Regions from separate parts of the Homo sapiens genome. Here region 2 is linked to region 1. Evidence: read pairs that join two places in POLR2A ChIA-PET (ENCODE). Cell type or tissue: MCF 10A. All regions are shown on one strand. Links, peaks and the distances in the headings refer to the core of each region. The heading gives the core; the rest is flanking DNA. Region 1 holds the start of EPHA2 (EPH receptor A2). Region 2 has its middle 31 kb from the start of FAM131C.

The links. ChIA-PET counts read pairs that join two places held together with the same protein. Peaks named below come from ENCODE experiments on the same cell type or tissue, not always from the same donor. Only the 100,000 strongest peaks of a DNase experiment are listed, where the experiment ranks them.
Region 2: POLR2A ChIA-PET joins it to region 1 with 10 read pairs; 8 of 35 experiments call an interaction of 5 or more read pairs at or near these places.

The regions. Positions count from the first base shown.
Region 1 is chr1:16,151,906-16,163,293 of GRCh38, reverse strand. It overlaps EPHA2 (EPH receptor A2), which reads left to right and starts at 7,225. Exons shown (of 17, transcript NM_004431.5): 1 at 7,225-7,446. The coding sequence starts at 7,362. EPHA2-AS1 (EPHA2 antisense RNA 1) reads right to left here and starts at 8,079. Exons shown (of 3, transcript NR_187275.1): 1 at 7,539-8,079; 2 at 6,115-6,323. RefSeq lists enhancers at 1-192, 193-720, 566-860, 799-868, 721-1,249. In MCF 10A, for the core only: a CTCF peak has its summit at 8,469 (motif pointing right); DNase peaks (open chromatin) are centred at 6,273, 7,183, 8,133, 8,443 and 1 weaker place.
Region 2 is chr1:16,098,657-16,110,801 of GRCh38, reverse strand. No RefSeq gene overlaps it. Among named protein-coding and RNA genes, the nearest start is that of FAM131C, 31 kb to the right of the region's middle. In MCF 10A, for the core only: no CTCF peak of the experiment used is centred there; a DNase peak (open chromatin) is centred at 5,901.

The DNA.
Region 1 (11,388 bases), core at 3,389-11,388:
CCATTCAGCTGACAGCCTTTGGGTCTGCAATGGAGGAGCGATGGGCTATCTTTTTCTTTTTTTCTTTCTTCTTTTTTTTTTTTTGGAGATGGAGCTTCGCTCTTGTTATTGCCCAGGCAAGAGTGCAATGACGCTATCTCGGCTCACTGCAACCTCCACCTCCCAGGTTCAAGAGATTCCCCTGCCTCAGCCTCCAGAGTAGCTAGGATTACAGACATGCGCCACCATGCGCGGCTAATTTCGTATTTTCAGTAGAGACGGAGTTTCTCTAGTTTGGTCAAGCTGGTCTCGAACTCCTGACTGCAGGTGATCCGCCCGCCTAGGCCTCCCAAAGTGCTGGGATTACAGGCGTGAGCTCCCGCGCCCGGCCCCCTTTTTCTTTATTTTATTTTTATTTTTTCACACACATCCCGTAGGATGAGATGCTTTTTGATTTTTTAAAAGACACCTAGTTGAAGACTGGCACTCAGAGGCCGGAGAAAAGCCTGTGGTTCCGATGGTTAGGGAAAGGCTTTGGGGGTCGAAGCTGAGTTGGGAGAGAGGAGGATGTGGCCGAATGGGGAAGGCAAGGCCGAGCAGAATGAGGGGCGCCCTCAGGGAGTCGGGGATGTTGGAAGGGGGCTGTAAATACAGGCGGGAGGTGGGCGGAACCCGCCCAAGCTACCGGGTGGCCGCCTCCCCAGTGCGGACCCAGGCTGAGGCCCCGCCCTGCCCGGAGGCTCCGCCCGCATCCAGGCCCCGCGGGCAGGATCTACCAAGAACCCACATCAAAGGCTCCCAGGAAGCGCGAGCGAGCCCCAAAGGAAGTGGCGCAGCCTCTAATCCAGCTCTGGGGGTGGGGGAAGCCCCGCAATTATTGGGGGGCTTCCTCCCGCGCTACCCCCTTTAAAACCCGGGAGCCCACATTTAAGTCTCCCCACCCCCACCTCAAATTGCCTCCTTGTTGGGGGTGAGGCTGTGTTCAGTAAAACTATTATTCAGACGAGTTTCACCCCAAAACCTCACCTGAACAGCTGAACAGTCTCTCTTTGCGGCTGCACCTGGGGAGTGTGTTCTTTTGAAAAAGATGGGGCCCTAGTTACCGCATGTTTGTGCAACACACACGTTTACTGGGCACCACTGTATGCCCGGCACCATGGGGGACGGCAAGATGGAATAAAACCGGGTCTCTGTCCTTCAGGGAGCCCCCTGCCTAAAGAGGAGGGAGTGAGAGCTGGGGTTTGTCCCGGGAGGAATTATTTATTTGGCCTGGGGGAGCCCTGTCTATTCTTCAGAAGTGACTTTTGATTGATTGTAAAGGTAGCAATAGCTAAGATTCAATGCGCATTGACTGTGTGCCCAGCACTGAGCAAAGGGCATTAGATACATGATGATCTCACTGAGTCCCAGCAGCAGCCCTGAAGGGTGGAAACCAGGATTATTGCACCCGCATGGCTCCACCAAGGCCACACAGTGGGTTACATGGAAGAATCCAGGTCTGCTGGACCCAGTGTTCATTCATTCACCAAATCTGTGTTGGGCGCACACTATAGACCAGGCACTCTCCTACCCTTTGGCAATCCGTTCTCCTGTGTTATGTATGCCAAGGCAGGTCTAGTAGGAGCTGCCCAGATGGAAGGGGCATCCAGGGAGAGGGCACAGCTGGGACAAAGGCATGAAAGTCCAGGAAGTGTTCAAAAAAGAGCAGGTCTACTCGGCTCTGGGGTAGACACACTTAACTTTTTAGTTCCACCTCTGCCATGTACCAGCTGTGTAATTTTAGTCATTTCTTCTCTCTGAGCCTCACGTTGTTTCTGCAAAAATGGAGGCAATATTAGCTTTTCCTTCCAGGGCTAGAGAGGATTAAATGAGTTTACAGAGGTGAAGTGGCCTGGCATAGAGCAGGCCTTCAAGAAATGTGGATTGAAATGAACAGAGGGGTCTGGGTGTGGTGGCTCACGCCTGTAATCCCAGCACTTTGGGAGGGTGATGGAGACCATCCTGGCTAACATGCTGAAACCCCGTCTCTACTAAAAATACAAAAATCTGGGCGTGGTGCCGCGTGCCTGTAGTCCCAGCTACTCGGGAGGCTGAGGCAGGAGAATCACTTGAACCCAGGAGGTGGAGGTTGCAGTGAGCCGAGATCGAACCTCTGCACTCCAGCCTGGCAACAGAAGGAGACTCTGTCTAAAAAATAAATAAATAAAAAATAAAAAAAAGAAATGAATGGAGGGGGCTGGGCGTGCTGGCTCACGCCTGTAATCCCAGCACTTTGGGAGGCCGAGGTGGGAGGATCACTTGAGGTCAGAGGTTCAAGACCAGCCTGGCCAACGTGGTGAAACCCCATCTCCACTAAAAAATACAAAAATGAACTGTGCATGGTGGTGTGTGCCTGTAATCCCAGCAACTAGGGAAGCTGAGGCAGGAGAATCCCTTGAACCCGGGAGGTGGAGGTTGCAGTGAGCCGAGGTTGCGCCACTGCATTCCAGCCTCGGTGACAGAGCAAGACTCCGTCTAAAAAAAAAGGAAATGAATGGAGGAAACTAATTTAGAATGTCACCATCAAATGTGAGCATCTAAGGCCAAGCACAGTGGCTTACGCCTGTAATCCCAGCACTTTAGGAGGCCGAGGAGGGCGGATCATGAGGTCAGGAGTTCAAGACCAGCCTGACCAACATGGTGAAACCCTGTCTCTACTAAAAATACAAAAATTAGCCAGGTGTGGTGGCGTGCACCTGTAATCCCAGATACTCAGGAGGCTGAGGCAGGAGAATCACTTGAACCCGGGAGGTGGAGGTTGCAGTGAGCTGAGATTGCGCCACTGCACTCCAGCCTGGGGGACAGAGCAAGACTCTGTCTCAAAAAAAAAAAAAAAAAAAAAATTAGCATCTATTGAGCAGAATGTGTGGGGAACTGTTCTACCTGTTGCTGGATTCATACCCTGCCTCTGAGGGATTTACAGTCTAGTTGAGAAGATAGTTCAGAGGCTTTGAAAAACAAAAAAGAGTTCAGTTGGTTGAGAGCAGGGTGCTGGTAGGCATGTAGCATGGAGGCCCCTGGGGCTCTAGGGGGGGCCTGATCCCTGGGGGTTTCACCCAAGAGGTAGTAATTAGACTGACCTTAAAGATCCCAGCTGCGGAGAGTTGGCACATTCCAGGACGGGGCACTGCTCTCCAGGTTCAGTGGAATTCAGAGGCAATGGTTGAGGCAGGTACCCATGAGAGTGCGCGCTGGATCTAGCCTGTCTGGGCCAGAATGCCAGCTCCAAATTTTACTTCCAAATTTGCTCTTCTGCAAAATGTGGGCAGGAGCAGTGGCCACCTCCCTGAAGGTGTCATGAGAACTAAGTGGATCAGTACAGATAAGTGCCTAGAACTGGGCCCGGCACATAGTAGTGCTTCATAAGTATTGGCTACAGTTTTTTTCTTTGCTTTTCTTTTTTTAAAAAAATTTTGTTTTGAAACAGGGTCTCACTTGGTTGCCTAGGCTGGAGTGCAGTGGTGCAATCACGGCTCATTGCAGCCTTGACCTCCTAGGCTCAAGCAATCCTCCTTCCTCAGCCGCCCGAGTAGCTGAGGCCACGGGTGCTCACCACCATGCCCAGCTAATTTTTTTTCTTTTTTCTTTTGTAGAGATGGGGTCTCACTGTATTGCCCAGGCCGCATTATTTTTTTTCTGATGCTCTTGGCCAAAGGCAGGCACAGATCAAAGGTGGGGTAAGTGAGGCCATGGCTTCAGCATTCACCTTTGTCATCTCCTTGCCCCCAGTACCCAGCCCCAGCTAAGTCCTAGCAAAGGTGGGCCCCTAAGCAGGCTGGTGGGCCGGAGGCAGGGATTGGCAGGAGAGGCAGTCACACACAAACACACACTCACTCGGGCTCCACCTGCCTGTACAGGAGCCTTGTCTGCTGCAGTGGCGCTGAGGCCCTGAGGGCTCCTTGGGGCCTTTATGGGGTAATTCCATCTCCATTAGGGCTGATTATGTCACTATAAATACCGCGTTTTGGTGCCGCTTTATAAGACTCACTGAAGAACTTTCCTCCTTAGCACCCAGTCACCTAGAGCGGGAAAGACTCTGAGTCGGACAGGAAAAGAGGGAAGGGTGTGTCATTAAATGGGTGACTAAAAGCCAGGGAAAAGCCAGGTGGAACACCCTCTTGCCACCACCTGACATACCACTCCTTTCCATAGGCCTCTGTTCACGTCACATGCTGCAGATGAGCAACACCCTGCCCTATGCTCTCAGCCCCCAACTTGTGCACATACTGCTGGGCACACGCCCCACAGCCATCAGGGCCTGCCTGCACCCCTGCCGTGTGTGTGCTTGGATTCAACCTTTTGAGGCCACACATGGAAACCCACACTTGCCACCAGAAGGACCAACCAACACTACACACAGAGACTTTCACGCAACACAGAACTCGCAACACTGTCATTCACTCATTAGTTCATTCATTCAGCGGAGGCTTGCTGAATATCTAGTATGTATCAGGCACTGTCTGTTTTCTTTTTTTGTTTTTGGCTCTCGCTCTGTCACCCAGGCTGGAGTGCAGTGCCGCGGTCTCGGCTCACTGCAACCTCCACCTCCTGGGTTCAAGCGACTTTCCTGCCTCCAACTCGAGCAGCTGGGATTACGGGCATGCGCCACCACGCCCGGCTAATTTTTGTATTTTTAGTAGAGACGGGGTTTCACCATGATGACAAGCTTGGTCTCAAACTCCTGACCTCAAGTGATCTATCTGCCTCGGCCTCCCAAAGTGCTGGGATTACAGGCGTGAGCCACCGCGCCTGGCCCAGGCACTGTCTGTTTTCTACAAACATCCCTGTCCTCCTGCAGTGTGTCCTCTAGTGACACATCTGACAGATGGAGCCTGCAAGTGGCATGTAACACACATGTACAAGCAGTGGCTTCCACACAACTCACATGGAGTCTTACACACGCCAGTGTCCCTAGCCCAGAGGCTCCAATACAACATGCAAAACACTTATCCAAACCACGTACTACACACATGCTCACACTCATCCACACACCCCATGTGCCTGTCCACAGAGCCCTGGGCACAACACATGCCCTGCTCTCCACGGATGTGGCTTCCTGTTGCTGAACCGCATGTAACCCAGTAACAGCTGAGATTTCATGCGTGCTTTCTGTAGTCCTGGCCCCTGTGGTTTACATGCATGACTTTATTTGATCTTTACAGTAACTCTCCTAAATAGGCTTTACATCTTTCCAGGAGCAAACTGAGGCTCAGAAAAGTGAAATAACTTGTTCAGAAACTCATGGGCTGACTCCACATCTACTGTGAAGTATGGCACACTCACAAATACATGCATACACAAATCCACACTCACATGCACTCATACACAAATCTCTCACACCCACATGCACACTCATACACACATCTAGACACATCCACACAATCCACAAAAACACACACAGACACACACTCATACCCAAATCCTCTCATGCCCATGCACACACACTTATACACACATATACCAACACTTTTTTCTTTTTTTTTTTGAGACAGAGTCTTGCTGGCCCAGGCTGGAGTGCAGTGAGTGGCGCAATCTCGGCTCACTGCAATCTCTGCCTCTGGGGTTCAAGTGATTCTCCTGCCTTAGCCTCCTTAGTAGATGGGATTACAGGTGAGTGGCACCACGCCCAGCTAATTTTTTTGTATTTTTAGTAGAGACGGGGTTTCACCATGTTGGCCAGGCATGTCTGGAGCTCCTGACCTCAAATGATCTGCCTGCCTCGGCCTCCCAAAGTGCTGGAATTACAGGCCTGAGCCACCCTGCCCAGTCACATACAACACTTATGTCCATACACACACTCACACACAGTCATACATACATCAACACTCTCATGTCTATACACACGAATGCACATTCAACAAAATCTCACACCCTCATACACATGCACTTATTCTCACAGGCACTTGCACACTCACAGGCTCTCAGAGGACCAAGGCTCTCCTCCCATCCTCTTGGTCAAAGGCTTTAATTATCCCCAACGCCTGTAATTAACCCTTCCTCTCTTCCTGCAGGAGAGATGTCTGGACCCGCTTCCCAAGAGTAGGCACCAAGGCGAGAGGCCAAGATGTCCACATCCGGCAGAGAAGACCCACGTACCTGGGTAGCAGGTCCCGGGCATCAAAGCGAGGATGGGGTCAGAGAGGAAGAGGTAGGCAAAGGGAGTCTGGGGCCTCCCAGGAAATCAGGCCTGCCACAGTTGCTCTTCCTGGACTGGTCAAATGGTGATTGGCCAACAGGCAGCCGTGGGTGGCTGGGCAGGCGGGCCAGAGCAAATTTCCCGTTTGTTTCACTCACACTAGCCGCTTCTGTCAGGAAGGGAGATGAGCTCATGTCTGAGGAAGTTTTGTGAAGAGGCCTTATCAAGGGGCAGGTGGTAGGCAGGTGTCCTCCAAACTGTCAAAACCTATCAACCCATGCCAGGGTCGGGGGCCAGGGGTGCCCCTTGCCCCCTTCCCCAAAAAGAAGCAGTGGTTCAAGCAGAGACCACCAGGATTCAAATCCTGCTTCTACTACCCGTGAGCTGTGCACCCTTTGGGCATGTTGTTTCTGCTCTTGGAGCCTCAGTCTCCTCTTCTGTAACATGGGGATGATGACCCCTGCCTCCCAGATGAGAATTATTAATAAATAAGATAGTGCATGTCTGATCCATTCCCAGAGGAAATGAACCTATTCTCAGATCATAGTAGGCTTATAGGCTTCTGAACAGAGATACTCTTTTTGACCATCAGCAGCTTGATATACTCTTCAAGGGTTTTAGGAAGGAGGGCATCCAGGTCTATTTCTGGGCCACTCTCTCAGGCCTGCTGCTTAGGAGGCAACTGCTTATTGGACCCCCAATCCATTTCAGCTCAGACCTTCAGGCCAGCGTTGAGCTCAGTCGCATTGAGCTCAGTCTCAGAGGTGAAGGGCAGAATGGGTATGGCTCAGCGCAAAACCATTAAACGTTTCCACCGAGGATACCAGGCTCAGAGATCCCTGGGGGCTAATCCGTAGGGGCGCTGGCGCTTTGAGACGCTCAAACTTTGGAAGGCCTGCGGGGAGCCCGCGAGTCCAGAGGGCCCCAAGGTCCTCCTCCAAACCCCTCCGGACTTCCCCTCCCTCTCCTCCGGGTGCCAGCCCGGCCCCTTTAAAGACATTCCTGAGGGCGGGCGTTGGTGACGTCACGCAGGGCATGAATGAACAGGAGTCGGTTCTCACCCAACTTCCATTAAGGACTCGGGGCAGGAGGGGCAGAAGTTGCGCGCAGGCCGGCGGGCGGGAGCGGACACCGAGGCCGGCGTGCAGGCGTGCGGGTGTGCGGGAGCCGGGCTCGGGGGGATCGGACCGAGAGCGAGAAGCGCGGCATGGAGCTCCAGGCAGCCCGCGCCTGCTTCGCCCTGCTGTGGGGCTGTGCGCTGGCCGCGGCCGCGGCGGCGCAGGGCAAGGAAGGTGAGTGCGCGCGGCGTCTGGACCCCTGGCCCCCGGGCCCCAGTGCCCCCTAGAGCCCGGCGCTCCTTGACGCGCGCAACTTTGGAACCTACCTGGTGTCGCCCAGTCCCGGCGAACTGGAGTCCGGAGGGCGCACGGGCTGCGATCGAGGCGAGCCCTGGCCCCCACCCGGGGTCATAGGGGCTCCGGAGAATAAGCGGTTTCAGCTTGGTCGCACGGGCCTCGGAGGCTGCGGAGAAGAGGACGCGGCGCAGGCCACGCGGTTGCAGTCCAGGCGGCGACTTCGGGAACGCGTCCCGGCGGGGGGCGTGGGGAGTCCCCTAGAGAAGGGGGTGTTTGGGCAGCTTTCCGCGGGCTCAGCTTCTTAGTGACCTGAATTCACTAACCCGCTTGCCGAGGTTTTGCGGAGAAGGCATACTGTGCAGGCCTCGCATTTTGGGGAGGGGGCTCGGGCGGGCGGGAGCCCCCTGTCGAAGCCCCTGTTCCCTGAGATTTTCTCCACGCCCCCCTTCACCTCCAGTCCCGGGGGAGAGCGTGGAGATAGGTTCGGGCCAATCCCTGCTCACACACTCCTTTCCCTCCTTCCCAAGCCGCACTCCCGGGCTCCCGGGGCAGGTTAGGGGCCGCGAGTGCGGACAGGAAGTCCCAAAGTCAAGCGTTCTGAGCAAGGGTGACTCAGAACGAGGAAATGCGGCAGGTGGGGGTGCGGCCTCCCAAGGTGTGGAGCTGTCAGCCCAGGGCCACCAGGGAGTCAGGACACCCGGGGGTGGGGGACTGAATCACCCACCCCCGCCCCAGTGTTCCCGGAGCCGCGCCGAGTGAGGGGCCGCAGACTTTGCTCATGGCGCAGCGGGTGCGTGGTGGGGGTGTTGTCCCTCCGCTAGGGTCAGGGCGAGGATGGGGGCTCCTGCCCTGGCCGAAGACCTTCCTGTCCACCCAGCCCAGGCCAGCTTCAATTTCCAACAGTGAGGGCAAGGCTTCCCCTCCTGCCTGGGCAGAGCGAGGTTTCCGCAGGCTCCACAAGGGGGAAGCCGGGAGGAAACTTGGGCCGGTGAGAAGTTTCCTTCTTTTTTTTTTTTTTTTTTTTTTTTGAGACGGAGTTTCGCACTTGTTGCCCAGACTGGAGTGCAATGGCGCAATCTCGGCTCACTGCAACCTCTGCCTCCCGGGTTCAAGCTATTCTCCTGTCTCAAGCCTCCCTAGTAGCTGGGATTACAGGTGCCCGCCACCAGGCGCGTCTAATTTTTGCATCTTTTAGTGGAGACGAGGTTTCACCATGTTGGCCAGGCTGATTCTGAACTCCTGACCTCAGGTGATCCACCCGCCGCGGCCTCCCAAAGTGCTGCGATTACAGGCATGAGCCACCACCCCCGGCCTGTTTCCTTCTTTTTCTGCCTCCCAAACTGGGTTTGGAGGTTTTGCTGTTCTGTGTTGGGAGGAAAAGAGGCCGGATCTGGAGCCGTTGGGCAGTGGCAGGTGTTGGGGGTGGCATCCTGTCTCAGTCTCTGGAGTGACAGGGCCCGGGTTGGGGTCTCAACCGGGACTTCTGGTTGCAGGAGCTCATGGCAAGGATTTCTGCCACCCTCAATATCCGCCCCACCAACGTTTGGTCCTCCCCCTTCCTGGGGGACTGTGGTTGGAGAGAAGGGGAGAGACAGCTGGAATCACTATAGGCCTTTCTCCTCGGCTGCCCATGGGGGGGTGGGGGATTAGGCGGGTGCTTTGCTGCTGCAGTCCCCAAGCTGGCCTGGAAGCCTGGAGCTGCCTTGTCCTTGTCCCCTGTGTCCACCTCTCCCCAGCCTGTGTGATTAAACCCCACCCCCACACCCCATGGGATGCAGGGGGAAAGGCTTGTGTATTGCACTGGGGTGGGGGTACATTTTTGCTTCGACTCTGAGTCCCCGTGAAAGAGTCCCTAGAGAAGTGTGCCTAGGTGGGGGTGGGCATGATGGCCTAGCTGGCAGCTGCTGGTTTCAGTTCCTGGGAATCAGGCTGTATGTGGTGGGTCTGCCTGGGGGTGGCTTAGGGGGCAGGCAGGAGGACACAGGTGCCTTTTTCACCTACCCCCAGGCTGCTTCAGACTTCTTTCTTGCCCCCTCACCCCTAGGCTATACTTGGTTGCCCACGTGGCTCCTGTTAGGTCATCAACAGCCACTGAATCTGCCCTCATTTTTACAAATGGGGAAACTGAGGGAGGCCCGAGCCCTTGCCAACCAGGGCCTTCTGGACAGAGGACCAGACCTGAGCATCCCGCTTCTTGGCTGCCAGAGCCAAGGCCCTGCCTGCTTTGTGGTTGGTGTCATGGTAGATTTTCCTGGGAAGCAGGCATAGCTGGGCAGGGGCCTGGGCGGGTGGCAGGGGGTGCTGAGCTGGGGTGCTGCTGATGGGAAGAGGGCTGGAGAGTGCCAGGAAGTCCTTGGTTTCTGGTTCTACCGGGGCCAAGTCTGCCCTCTGTCCCCTTTCCCTTTTCTTTCATGTTTTCCCCAGAGTCCCCACCTCCCTGCTTCCTTTAGGGATTAGCTAGTCTTGGTTAGAGAGGAATGGGGGAAGCGGGGAGGGAACCACAGCCTCGGAGGCTGCGGAGAAGGACCGGAGACCGGGAGTGGGTGGCAGTCCTGCATTTGTGGAAGAAGCTGTGGAGCAATGTGGACCCACAAAGATGGCACTTACGGTGGAACTCATGGCAAAGAAGGAGGTGTTTTTTGCTTTTTTTTTTTCCCCCCAGAAATGGGAAGGTAAGGGGATAGAGAGCTCATGGATAAGCCCTGCTTAGCCTAAGCCTCTCCAGGAAGCCGTCTGGGTCAGCCGAGGGGCTCCCAGGCTCCCACCCTTTCCAGAGAAGCGGGAGCCTCTGTCCCTGGAAGAACCTGGGGAAAGAGCCGCGCCCGCGTCAGGGCGGAGGGACCCAGCGCTGGGCGCCTCCTGTTCCTGGTGGTTGGTTCGAGGGAATTTCCCTGGGAGGGGGCCGGGGTTGGAAACCCCTGCAGGGGGGGCTCCTTCCTGTGTGAGGGCTTCTTTTCTTCTCCGATTGAGCCCTGTGCTACTTCTAGAGCCAGGCCTAGGCTGGAAAGGGAGGGCCCTCCATGCCAGGTTAACCCTTCAGAAGCCTGGTAGCGGTGAGCCCTCTCACTTGGGCACAGACCTCAGCCTCCTGTCAATCTAAGGGGGGGCTGCAGGACTGTGAGGAACCTTTGTCCTTCTACCCACCCAGCTGAAATCAGGAGCCTCCAGATTCCTTCCTGTGTAGCTGGAACATTCCATTTGCTAGTGGGGTTAGTGAGTTTCAAAGCCCCGGCCCTGGGCATGTCTGAACAAATCCCTGCCCCTGCCCACCCCGCTGCCCCCAGCCACCCTCCCCTATCCCCACAGCCTCTGTCATGGGGCCGGTGTCACATTGGATTTCCTCTTGCCTGTCTGGGCTGCCTGACCCTTCCTAGAGAGGTTTGGCCCCGGTCAGTAGTGGGGGTGGCAGCATTTCACGCCCCAGCCTGGGGGCCTTCAGCCCAGGTAGGAGGGCCATGTCACTTCAGGAGGCGGTCTTCAAGACCACCCTCAGAGCCCAGCTCCCATCTCCACAAACCAGGCCATCCCTGCTCCCAGCCTGCCTGGAGCTCTGTCCACCCTTTGAGTCCTTCTCCGGTCCTGGCCTTGAGGAATGGGGCTTCTGAGGCAGATCCCTCATGCTCCAGGGCCCAAAGGAAGCATTGACTTGGTTTCTTTACCCCCACCTTAGGGCTTTACCCTCTGAATCCATCTTGCATAGGTTCTATGCCCCGGTTTCTCCTATCTCCTTACCCTCTAGGGAGGGTAGCACTTATTGGCAGCTACCTGGACTTTACTTGGAAATAGAGTGGGGACAGTACCTAGGGTCTTAGGTTTTGTCTATGGCCTCTGAGCCTGGCAGAGAACCTGGGGTGGATCAGTGGGAGGTGCCCAATGGCA
Region 2 (12,145 bases), core at 2,694-10,693, 52 kb after region 1:
CACCCAGGGGACATTTGGCTCTATCTGGAGACACTTTTCTTTGTTACAGTTGGAGGGATGTCACTGCTGGTATCTGATGGGCAGAGGCCAAGGAAGCTATAATCGTTCTGCAACAGAGAATTTTCTGGCGCACTCACCTTTCTTTTGTTCCTAGCACGTGTCATGCATGGCATGTTCATTTCTGCCTCAGGGCCTTTGCACTTGCTGTTACCTTTGGCCGGTATGCCCTTCCCCGCAGATCATCACACAGCTGCTTCCTTCCTATTTTTTGAGAATCTGCTCAAAATCCCCTCCTCAGAGCGGTTTTCCTGATACCCCCAGCCTGCCTGCACTCTCTATCCCAAACCTCTGGTTCTTTCCTTTGCAGCACTCATCCCCACATCGTGAGAATCTTGTTAATTCATTTAGATCCTTATTTACAGTTTGTCTACCCTCCACTTGGCTCTGAGCTCCATGATGGCCAGGGACTTTGGCTCTCGGCAGTACCCGCACACACAGTATTGAGTGACACGATTGAGACCTCACTTAGAACAGCCAGGAAGCTTTGCTTAGGAGACTTTGCTTGTTAACTAGTTTCAGTCCTGTGAGGCATGCACTGTAGTTGTGCTCATTTCACAGATGGGGAAACTGAGGTTCAGAGACAGCAAGTCATTTGCCCAAAGTGACAGCTAGTCAATGCCTGAGGTGGGATTTATGCCCAGGCGGGCTGACTCCAGGTTCACTCCCTAACCACCACACAGCACCAGGTTCACTCTCTAACCACCACAGAGAGTTGAATATATGTCTCGCCACCAGAAAGCACGTCCTGCAACCCAGGCCCCTGTCCCTCCCTCTCCCTGGAAAAGCCTCCCCACTCTGGGCCTGAAGCTCTGTTCTCAGCAGAGCTGTGGCTTCCAGAAAGAAGGGGGGGCCTCTTCACTCCAGATCAGCAGGGAGCTAAGGCTCTTGTTGGCAGGTCCCTACAATGAGGAGACTTGGGGATCCAGGTGTAGGGAGGGAGCCCCAGGTCTTAGTCACCTCAGTGGGGCTACAACCACTGAGTCACTGCTGACTCTCCCAGGCACTGGATACAGCAGCTTGTGACAGCCCTGCCCTCCTCCAGACCCAGAGCTGAGCAGGAGAGGCCTGGAAAGAAGCAGGCCCCTTCCTCATGCCCCCTGGGTGGAGCAGGGTAGGTTGAGCACTGGAGTGAGTCTGAGGGCTGTGCTAAGTCCTGCACGGGGACCTGGAGTAGCTAAGGAGGGCCCCACTCTCCCCAAGGCTAGCCTCAAACTCCTGGACTCAAGCAATCCTCCCATCTCAGCCTCCCAAAGCACTGGGATTACAAGTATGAGGCTCCATGTGTAGCCTCCCCAAAACTTCTTTTCCTGTCCTTGTCTTGCTGTCCCTTGAGGCCAGGAGTTCAAGCCTGCAGTGAGCTATGACCATGCCACTGCACTCCAGCCTGGGCAACAGAGCAAGACCTTGTCTCTAAAAAAAAAAAAAAAGTTTTGGGGAGACTGGGACAGGACCGTGCAGCTGGTGGGAGAGTCACGGAGATACCAATGCCAGGCAGAGGGGCAGAAGGGGATGAAAGGGGATAGTCTGTGGGCTCTGGGCTGGCAGGGGCCTTCTGGCTGGGAACGGGGTCAGCAAACAGCTCTGGGCCAACTTCCAAGCTCCTCCCCATCTCAGAAAGAAAGGGCTGCCCAGTTTGCACCCACAGCTTCCTGGTGAGCACTTCCTGATGTCCCTACTGTGACCCCTCCCCCATTTTGGTTGCTGTTCTTTACTGGGGGCCACCATATTGGCCAGGCTGGTCTCAAACTCCTGGCCTCAAGTGATCTGCCTGCCTTGACCTCCCAAAGTGCTGGGATTACAGGCGTGAGCCACTGCACCCGGCCTGTGAGCCATTATTCCTATTAGCTAGCATCATCTCTGAGGATTTTTATAAAATTGAGATATAATTCACATTCCATAATATTCATCCTTTTAAAATATACACAACAGTGTTGGGAGCAGGCCCCCCAAAATCTGGCCATAAACTGGCCCCAAAACTGGCCATAAACAAAATCTCTGCAGCACTGTGACATGTTCATGATGGCCATAAAGCCCATGCTGGAAGGTTGTGTGTTTACTGGAATGAGGGCAAGGAACACTTGGCCCGCCCAGGGCAGAAAACCGCTTAAAGGCATTCTTAAGCCACAAACAATAGCATGAGCGATCTGTGGCTTAAGGACATGCTCCTGCTGCAGTTAACTAGCCCAATATATCCCTTTAATTTGGCCCATCCCTTCTTTTCCCATAAGGGATATTTTTAGTTAATTTAGTATCTATAGAAACAATGCTAATGGCTGGCTTGTAGTTAATAAATACATGGGTAAATCTCTGTTCGGGGCTTTCAGCTCTGAAGGCTGTGAGACCCCTGATTTCCCGCTTCACACCTCTATATTTCTGTGTGTGTGTCTTTAATTCCTCTAGCGCCACTGGGTTAGGCTCTCCCGGACCGAGCTGGTCTCAGCAAGTGGTGCCCAACATGGGGCTCGAATCCAGGTCGAAGGGTCACCAGAGCGATGGTTGAAATGGAAAACTAACTGGAGGACACCCGAGTACTCTTAAAGCAATCCCCGTGGTGAGTAAGAAGGGGAGCTCGGAAGCATCAGGGTAACAGTGGTACAAGTGTGGGGTGTGGTTCGTTCCACCTTGGAACTTTTTCACACTGATGATGAGGAGGAAGGAGAGTATGGCGAAGTAACAGAAGAGGTTACAGAGCATGTTTATTTACCAGCTAAAGCTAAACGGCAAAGGAAGGAGAGGTTCATCCTTACCCTTCTGCACCCCCTCCTTATTATTTGGAAGAAAAAGACCCTCCTGATCTTTCTTTTCCAGAGGACACTGGGCAAAAAGTAGTTGCCCCAGTGACTGTTTGAGCAGCACCTCAAGTGACTGCTCTTAGTTCTATTCAGGCAGGAATTCAGCAAGTTAGACGAGAGGGTGATTTAGAGGCTTGGCAGTTCTCTGTTAGAATACACCCCCCAGATCAACAGGGAAATATTATAGCTACATTTGAGCCTTTTCCTTTTAAATTACTCAAAAAACTTAAACAAGCTGTAAATCAGTATGGACCAGGTTCTCCTTTTGTAATGGGGCTGTTAAAGAATGTTGCTGTTTCCAGTCGGATGATTCCTACTGACTGGGACACTCTTACTCGAGCTTGTCTAACTCCTGCTCAGTTCTTACAATTTAAAACTTGGTGGGCAGATGAAGCTTCCATTCAGGCTGCTTGCAATGCCCAGGTCCAACCTCAAATTAATATAACTGCAGACCAACTTTTGGGGGTTGGCGGCTGGGCTGGTTTAGATGTACAACTTGTCATGCAGGATGATGCCATAGAACAGCTTGGAGGAGTGTGCATTAGAGCTTGGGAAAAAAATCACTTCAGGTCGGGAACAATACCCTTCTTTTAGTGCTATGAAACAGGGACCAAGAGAACCATACGTTGATTTTATAGCTCGGTTACAGGAGTCTCTTAAAACGATGATTGCATATTCGGCTGCTCAGGATACAGTGCTGCAGTTATTAGCTTTTGACAATGCTATCCCAATTGCCAGGCTGCTCTGCAACCTATCAGAGGGAAAGGACATTTAGTTGATTGTATCAAGGCCTGTGATGGTATTGGAGGTAATCTGCATAAAGCTACTTTGTTGGCACAGGCAATGGCAGGACTGAGAGTGGATAAAGGAAATACTCCATTTCCTGGAGCTTGTTTTAACTGTGGGAAGCATGGTCATACTAAAAAAGAATGTAGAAAAAATCAGCGAGTCAGGCTGCGAGATAGGGGAAAAAAGAAAACTGCTGATCCTGAAATATGCCCAAAATGTAAAAAAGGAAAACATTGGGTTAATCAGTGTCACTCTAAGTTTGATAAAGAAAGGAACCTGATTTCGGAAAACGCCATGAGGGGCCTGTCCCGGGCCCCATTCTAAACTGGGGCATTTCCAGCTCAGGCCACTCCCTCATCCCTGTACACTGTCTGTCCCCTGCCACAGCTGGTAGTGCTGCAGTAGATTTATGCTGCACAAAAGCTGTGAGCCTTCTACCTGGGGAACCCTCGCAAAAGGTCCCAACAGGAGTCCGTGGACCCTTGCCAGTGGGGACAATAGGATTACTTTTAGGAAGGTCTAGTTTAGGTTTAAAAGGGGTACAGATACATACAGGAGTCATTGATTCAGATTACACTGGGGAAATTCAAATTGTTATATCTACTTCTGTTCCCTGGAAAGCAGAGCCAGGAGAGCATATAGCACAGCTCCTGATTGTGTCGTATGTGGGAATGGGAAAAAGTGAAATTAAACAAATAGGAGGATTTGGAAGCAGAAATAAACAAGGCAAAGCAGCTTACTCGGTGAATCAAATTACTGATAAACATCCTACCTATGAAATAACTATTCAGGGAAAGAAATTTAAAGGTTTGGTAGATACAGGAGTGGACAGTTCAATCATTTCTCTACAGCACTGGCCATCCACATGGCCAATTCAACCCGCTCAACTTAACATAGTTGGAGTTGGTAAAGCCCCTGAAGTATATCAAAGTAGTTATATTTTGCATTGTGAAGGGCCCGATGGACAACCTGGGACTATTCAACCAATTATAACTTCCGTACCTATAAATTTATGGGGAAGAGATTTATTACAATAATGGGGAGCACAAGTTCTAATTCCAGAACAATTATATAGCCCTCAAAGTCAACATATGATGCATGAAATGGGGTATGTCCCTGGTATGGGACTAGAAAAAAATTTGCAAGGTTTGCAAGAACCACTTCAAACAGAAAGACAAAGTTCCCACCAAAGATTAGGATGTCATTTTTAATGGAGGCCATTGTTAAGTCTCCAGAACCTATACCTTTAAAAAGGTTAACAGATAAGCCAATTTGTATAGAACAATGGCCGCTAAGTAAAGAAAAACTGGAGGCTTTAGAGAAATTAGTTACTGAACAATTAGAAAATGGGCACATAGCTCCAACATTTTCCCCTTGGAATTCTCCGGTTTTCGTAATTAAGAAAAAATCAGGTAAATGGAGAATGTTAACGACTTAAGAGCTATCAATTCAGTTATACAACCTATGGGAGCATTACAGCCAGGATTGCCTTATCCCATTATAATTCCAAAAAATTGGACTTTAATAGTCATAGATCTAAAAGACTGTTTCTTTACTATCCCTTTAGCTGAGCAAGACTGTGAACAGTTTGCATTTACAGTTCCTGCAGTAAACAACCTGCAGGCCTGCTAAGTGTTTCCATTGTTTTTACAGATGGGTCCAGTAATGGTAAAGCTTCTTATTCTAGATCAAAAGATAAAGTTTTGCAGATGCCCTATACTTCAGCTCAAAAAGTGGAGCTTGTAGCTGTAATTGAGGTATTGACTGCTTTTGATATGCCTATTAATGTGATTTCTGATTCTTCATACGTGGTTCACTCCACACAGTTAATTGAAAATCCTCAGTTACGATTTCATACAAATAAACAACTGATGACTTTATTTACCCAATTGCAAAACAGCAGTTAGAAGTAGAATGCACCCTTTTTACATCACTCACATTAGGGCTCATACACCTCTTCCAGGACCTTTGACTGAAGGAAGTTAAATGGCTGATTGCCTAGTCGCTAATGCAATATCTAATGCTAGACACTTTCACAATTTAACCCATGTTAATGCCTCTGGTCTTAAATGCAGATACAGCATTACCTGGAAAGAAGCTAAAGCTATTATCCAGCAATGCCCAACTTGCCAAGTGGTACATTCCTCATCTTTTACAGTAAAGGAAGAGTTAATCCTTGAGGATTGGAACCTAACTCCCTTTGGCAAGTGGGTGTCACACATGTTCCCTCGTTTGGGAGACTAGCTTATGTACGTGTATGTGTGGACACCTTTTCTCATTTTGTCTGGGCTGCATGCCAATCAGGAGAGTCTTCTGCCTGTGTTAAACGTCACCTTTTGCAGTGTTTTGCAGTGATGGGCATTCCAGCTTCTATTAAAATAGATAATGCCCCAGGCTATACTAGCCAAGCTCTAGCTACATTTTTCTCTATGTGGAATATTAAACACATTACTGGTATCCCATACAATTCTCAAGGACAAGCCATAGTGGAAAGAATGAATCTCTCCCTAAAACAGCAGTTGCAAAAGCAGAAGGGGAGACAGAGAGTATGGAACCCCACAAATGCAATTGAACCTAGCATTATTAACTTTAAATTTTTTGAGCCTGCCCAAAGGCCAAATGTTATCAGTAGCTGAACAGCATCTACAGAAACCAGCTGCAAAGATAGAAGCAGAACAACTGATTTGGTGGAGAGATCCAATAAGAAAAAGTTGGGAAATAGGTAAAATAATAACTTGGGGTAGAGGTTATGCTTGTGTTTCTCAGGCCAAAATCAACAGCCCATTTGGATACCATCAAGACACCTGAAACCTTATCATGAGCCAGATGCCAAGGAAGAGATTCCGGGAGGATCCCGAGGACCCCCCGGTTGCAGCCATGTCAAGACTGATGCTGAGGAGGACCCCAACTGTCACAAGCAACACTCGTCAAACACAGCCACCCACCTGAGGACAGATCAAGAAGCTGTCACAGATGGCAGAAGAAAACCTGAGGAAAGCGGGACAACCAGTCACAACGAGTAATTTAATGGTAGCTATGATAGCGGTTATCACCACTGCCGTGAGTATTCCTTCAATAAGGGCTGACACAGGGAACAATTATACTTATTGGGTATATTTATCAATCTTGGCTGGCAATAATGCCTGGATGCAATCACTCTATGACACAGTTACACATGCTTTCTGGTCTCAGTATTTACCATAATAAATCTGCTCCTATAATTGAGGCATACTGCCCTCAAAAACCTATTTATAAACAGGATTGGACCTATTTGTAAACATAGAAAAAATGAACCTACTTGTTTAGGAAGATTGCATTGCAGAACAGGCAGAGGTGCTGCACAACGATTCCTGTAGAATCATTATTAATTGGTCCCCTAAGGGGATGTTTAGCTTGAATTGCACCTCTCAGTCTGCGTGCCATGGCCACACTATGTTCAGATGATCTGAACAAAATGGTCAGATGGTAGAAATGATAAGAAGTATGGCAAAAGTTCCTATTATCTGGAACCATGGCAGTAGAGTGGCACCTCAACCTCAAATGATATGGCCCACTCTAGGAGCTTAACATAAGGTTTTAAAATTAAAAGAACAAATATTTAAAGCATCCCAGGCACACCTGACCTTAATTCCAGGAACTGGAGTGCTTAAAGGAGTTGAAAATGGATACAAACACTTGGAAGTTCTGTGATTTCAATGATGATTGTGCTTTTAATCTGTGTCATTTGTCTTTGTATAGTCTGCAGTTGCGGATCCTGATTCCTGTGAGAAGTAGCTCACCGTGACAAAGCTGCCTTTGCGTTTATCGATTTGCAAATCAAAGAATGGGGACATGTTGGGAGCAGGCCCCCCAAAATCTGGCCATAAACTGGCCCCAAAACTGGCCATAAACAAAATCTCTGCAGCACTGTGACATGTTCATGATGGCCATAAAGCCCATGCTGGAAGGTTGTGGGTTTACCGGAATGAGGGCAAGGAACACCTGGCCCGCCCAGGGCAGAAAACCACTTAAAGGCATTCTTAAGCCACAAACAATAGCATGAGCGATCCGTGGCTTAAGGACATGCTCCTGCTGCAGTTAACTAGCCCAACCTATTCCTTTAATTTGGCCCATCCCTTCGTTTCCCATAAGGGATACTTTTAGTTAATTTAATATCTATAGAAACAATGCTAATGGCTAGCTTGCAGTTAATAAATACATAGGTAAATCTCCGTTCGGGGCTCTCAGCTCTGAAGGCTGTGAGACCCCTGATTTCCCGCTTCACACCTCTATATTTCTGTGTGTGTGTATCTTTAATTCCTCTAGTGCCACTGGGTTAGGCTCTCCCTGACTGAGCTGGTCTCGGCACAACAGTGGTTTTTATTATAGTCACGAGGTTGCACAGCCATCACCATGGTCTCATTTCAGAACATTTTCATCACCCCAAAATGAAGCCTGTAAGCTACTCCCCATTCTCTGTCCCCCACCCTGGCAACCATTAATCCATTTTCTGCCTCTAGGATTTGCCTATTCTGGACATTTCATATAAATGGAATATACAGGCTGTGTGCAGTAGCTCACGCCTGTAATCGCAGCACCTTGGGAGGCTGAGGTGAGCAGATCACTTGAGCTCATGAGTTCAAGACCAGCCTGGGCAACATGGTGAAGCCCCGTCTCTACTAAAAATACTAACATTAGCCAGGCGTGGTGCTGGCTCACGCCTGTAGTCCCAGTTAATTGGGACGCTGAGGCAGGAGAATCGCTTGAGCCTGGGAGGTGGAGGCTGCAGTGAGCCAAGATCATGCCACTGCACTACAGCCTGGGTGACAGAGTGAGATTCCATCTCAAAAACAAAGCAAAACAAAACAAAACCCGAAATTGGAATATACAGTATTAGCTGGGCATATTGGCATGTGCCTGTAGACCAGCTATTCTGGAGGCTAAGGTGGGAGGATCTCTTGAGCCTTGGAAGTTGAGGCTGCAGTGAGCTGTGATCATGCCACAGTGCTGCAGTCTGGGTGACAGAGAAAGACCCTGTCTCAAAATAAAGCCTTTGTGATTGGCTTCTTTCACTTAGCCTAATGTTTTCAAGGTTCACACATGTAGCATGGATCAGAATTTTATTCTTTCTTTTTATGACTGAATAATGTTCACTGCATGGATTGTTGATCAAAATGTGAAATAATAGGTACTCAGTATAGACAGTATAGACCAAGAATGTGTCCAGAAGTAGGTTCTGTGAGGCACAGTATATAATTTTCTAACAGAGGGATATGCGTAGCACAAAAAGTGGGAGAAGCAGTGGGAAGCAACGGCTGCATTCCTGCAATTCTGGTCTCAGTTCCGTGACGCTATTGTGTAAGAGCAGATAAACATGCCGTCGAGCGGGTAGAGAGAAATGTTAGGCGTCTTAGGGTCTGGAGGAGGGTCTGGTGGAGGGCAACTGATTCCATCTTGACTTTTTTCTGCATCTGATAAACAGGTTTATAGCCAGCACCTTTCAGTGAAATATTTCACAAACTCCAGTCGTGCAGTTAAGAGGTCAGCTTTATATGATAGGTCTAGGTTTTATTACCCACGTGCCTGACTGCAGCCACCGTGGGCCACTATGAACATTTTCTTTTGAATTGTCCTTTTTCTGAGAGGATAGACTTTATTTTATTTTATTTTATTTTATTTTATTTTATTTTATTTTATTTTATTTTATTTTGAGATGGAGTCTCACTCTATCACCCAGGCTGGAGTGCAGTGGCATGGTTTTGGCTCACTGCAACCTCTGCCTCCTGGGTTGAAGTGATTCTCCTGCCTCGACCTCCCAAGTATCTGGGATTACAAGCATGCACCACCATGCCCAGCTAACTTTTGTATTTTCAGTAGAGATGAGGTTTTGCCATGTTGGCCAGGCTGGTCTTGAACCCCTGACCTCAGGTGATTCACCCGCCTCAGCCTCCCAAAGTGCTCGGATTACAGGCAAGAGCCACCGTGCCCAGCCGACCATATTTTATTTAGCATTCACCATTGTATGGGCTTTGGGGTTGCTCCCACTTTTTGGTTATCATGAACACTGCTGTTGTTAACATCACCTCTGTTTTTCCTTCTCTGGGGTATTCCTAGGAGTGGCATTGTTAGACCATATGGTAACTACTGATTTAGGTGGTTTTTTTGTTCGTTTGTTTTTGAGATGATGTTTTGCTCTGTCACCTAGGCTGGAGTGCAGTGGCATGATCTTGGCTCACTGCAACCTCTGCCTCCCCGATTCAAGCGATTCTCCCACTTCAGCTTCCTGAGTAGCTGGGACTACAGGTGCACGCCACCACATTCAGTTAATTTTTGTAGTTTTAGGAGAGTTGGGGTTTCACCATGTTGGCCAGGCTGGTCTCAAACTCCTGACCTCAGGTGATCCACCCCTCTTGGCCTCCCAAAGTGCTGGGATTACAGGTGTGAGTCACTGTGCCTGGCCTCGTTCAGGTTTTTTTTTTTTTGAGAGGGAGTCTCGCTCTGTCACCCAGGCTGGAGTGCAGTGACACGATCTCAGCTCACTGCAAGCTCTGCCTCCTGGGTTCACGCAATTCTCCTGCCTCAGCATCCCGAGTAGCTGGGACTACAGGAGCCCACCACCACGCCTGGCTAAATTTTTGTATTTTTAGTAGAGACAGGGTTTCACCATGTTAACCAGGATTGTCTCAATCTCCTGACCTCGTGATCCGCCCACCTCGGCCTCCCAAAGTGCTGGGATTACAGGCTTGAGCCACTGTGCCCGGCCTTGTTTAGGTTTTTGAGGAACTGCCAAACTGTTTTCCAAAGTGACTGCACCATTTTATATTCCCAGCAGCAATGTAAGGGTTCCAATTTCTCTGCATCCTCAACAGTGCTTGTTATTGTCTGTCTTTGGTTGTAGCCATCTTGGTGTGTGTGAAGGAGTGTCTCACTGTGGTTTTGATTTATATTTCCCTAATTGCTAATGATATTGTCTTAGTTCAGGCTACTATAACAAAAATACCATAGACTGGGTGGCTTAAACAGAAATCTATTCCTCACGAAGTCTGAGATCAAGGTGCAGCATGGTCAGGTTCTGGGGAGGGCTCTCTGCCTGCTTCATAGATGACTTCCTGCTGTATCTTCACAAGACAGACAGCAGAGAATAGGACAGACAGCAGGAAGAGCAGAGAGCAGGCTGGACACAGTGGCTCACACCTGTAATCCTAGCACTTTGGGAGGCTGAGGCGGGAGGATCACTTGAGCCCAGGAGTTAAAGACCAGTCTGGCCAACATGGTAAAACTCCATCTCTACAAAAAATAAAAAATTAGCTGGGCATATTAGCATGTGCCTGTAGTCCCAGCTATTCTGGAGGCTAAGGTAGGAGGATCTCTTGAGCCTTGGAGGTTGAGGCTGCAGTGAGCTGTGATCGTGCCACAGTGCTGCAGTCTGAGTGACAGAGCAAGACCCTGTCTCAAAATAAATAAATAAATAAGAAAATAAAAGAAAAAGGGAAGAGAGACAGAGAGAGCAAGCTCCTGTGTATCTTCTTCTAAGGGCACTAATCCCATTCCTGAGGGCTCCATCCTCATGACCTAATCATCTCCCAAAGGCCTCATCTCCTAACACAATCATATTGGGAGTTAGGATTTCACCCTATGAATTTGGCAGGGGGGACACAAACATTAAGTCTATGATACTGTGAAACATGTATTTGTATTTTGATGAAGTGCAATTCATGTATTTTTTCTTTGCTTTTATTTATATGTCATGTATTTGGTCTCCAACTCCATTTCCTACCACACATCTCCTAAAACGCTTAGGATCCCCAAAGTGAGATCTTTGTGTATTTTAATAAGTGGACTAATGGCTAGCTGCTCCTCAGTAGCTTTAGGCTAAGGCTGGTCACCAGAAAGACCAAGCCATGATTAAGGGGTTAGTTCTTTCAGCCCGATCTCCCAACCTCTGGGAAGGAGAGAGGGACTGAAGGTTAAATTGCTCATCGATGGCAAATGTTTTAATAAATCATACCTACGTAACGAAGCCTCCACAAAAACCCAAAGGACCAGACCTGGAGAGCTTCCAGACAGATGAACAGGTGGAGGTTACTGGAGGGGGGCGCACCCAGGGAGGGCATGGAAGCTCCGTGCCCCATCCCCCACACTTTGCCCTTTGCTTCTCTTCCCCTCCTCCCCTCTCCTCCTCTCCCTTCTCCTCTCCTCTTTTTAAAGACAGTCTGGCCAGGCGCGGTGGCTCATTCCTGTAATCCCAGCTCTTTGGAAGGGCGAGGCAGGCTGATTACCTGAGGTCAGGAGTTTGAGAACAGTCTGGCTGGCCAACATGATGAAACCCTGTCTCTACTAAAAATACAAAAAAATTAGCCAGGTGTGGTGGTGTGTGCCTGTAATCCCAGCTACTCAGGAGGCTGAGGCAGGAGAGTCGCTTGAACCCGGGAGGCAGAGGTTGCAGTGAGCCGAGATCGTGCCATTGCACTCCAGCCTGGGTGAAAGAGCGAGACTCCGTCTCAAAAAAAAATCCAGTTTTCCAA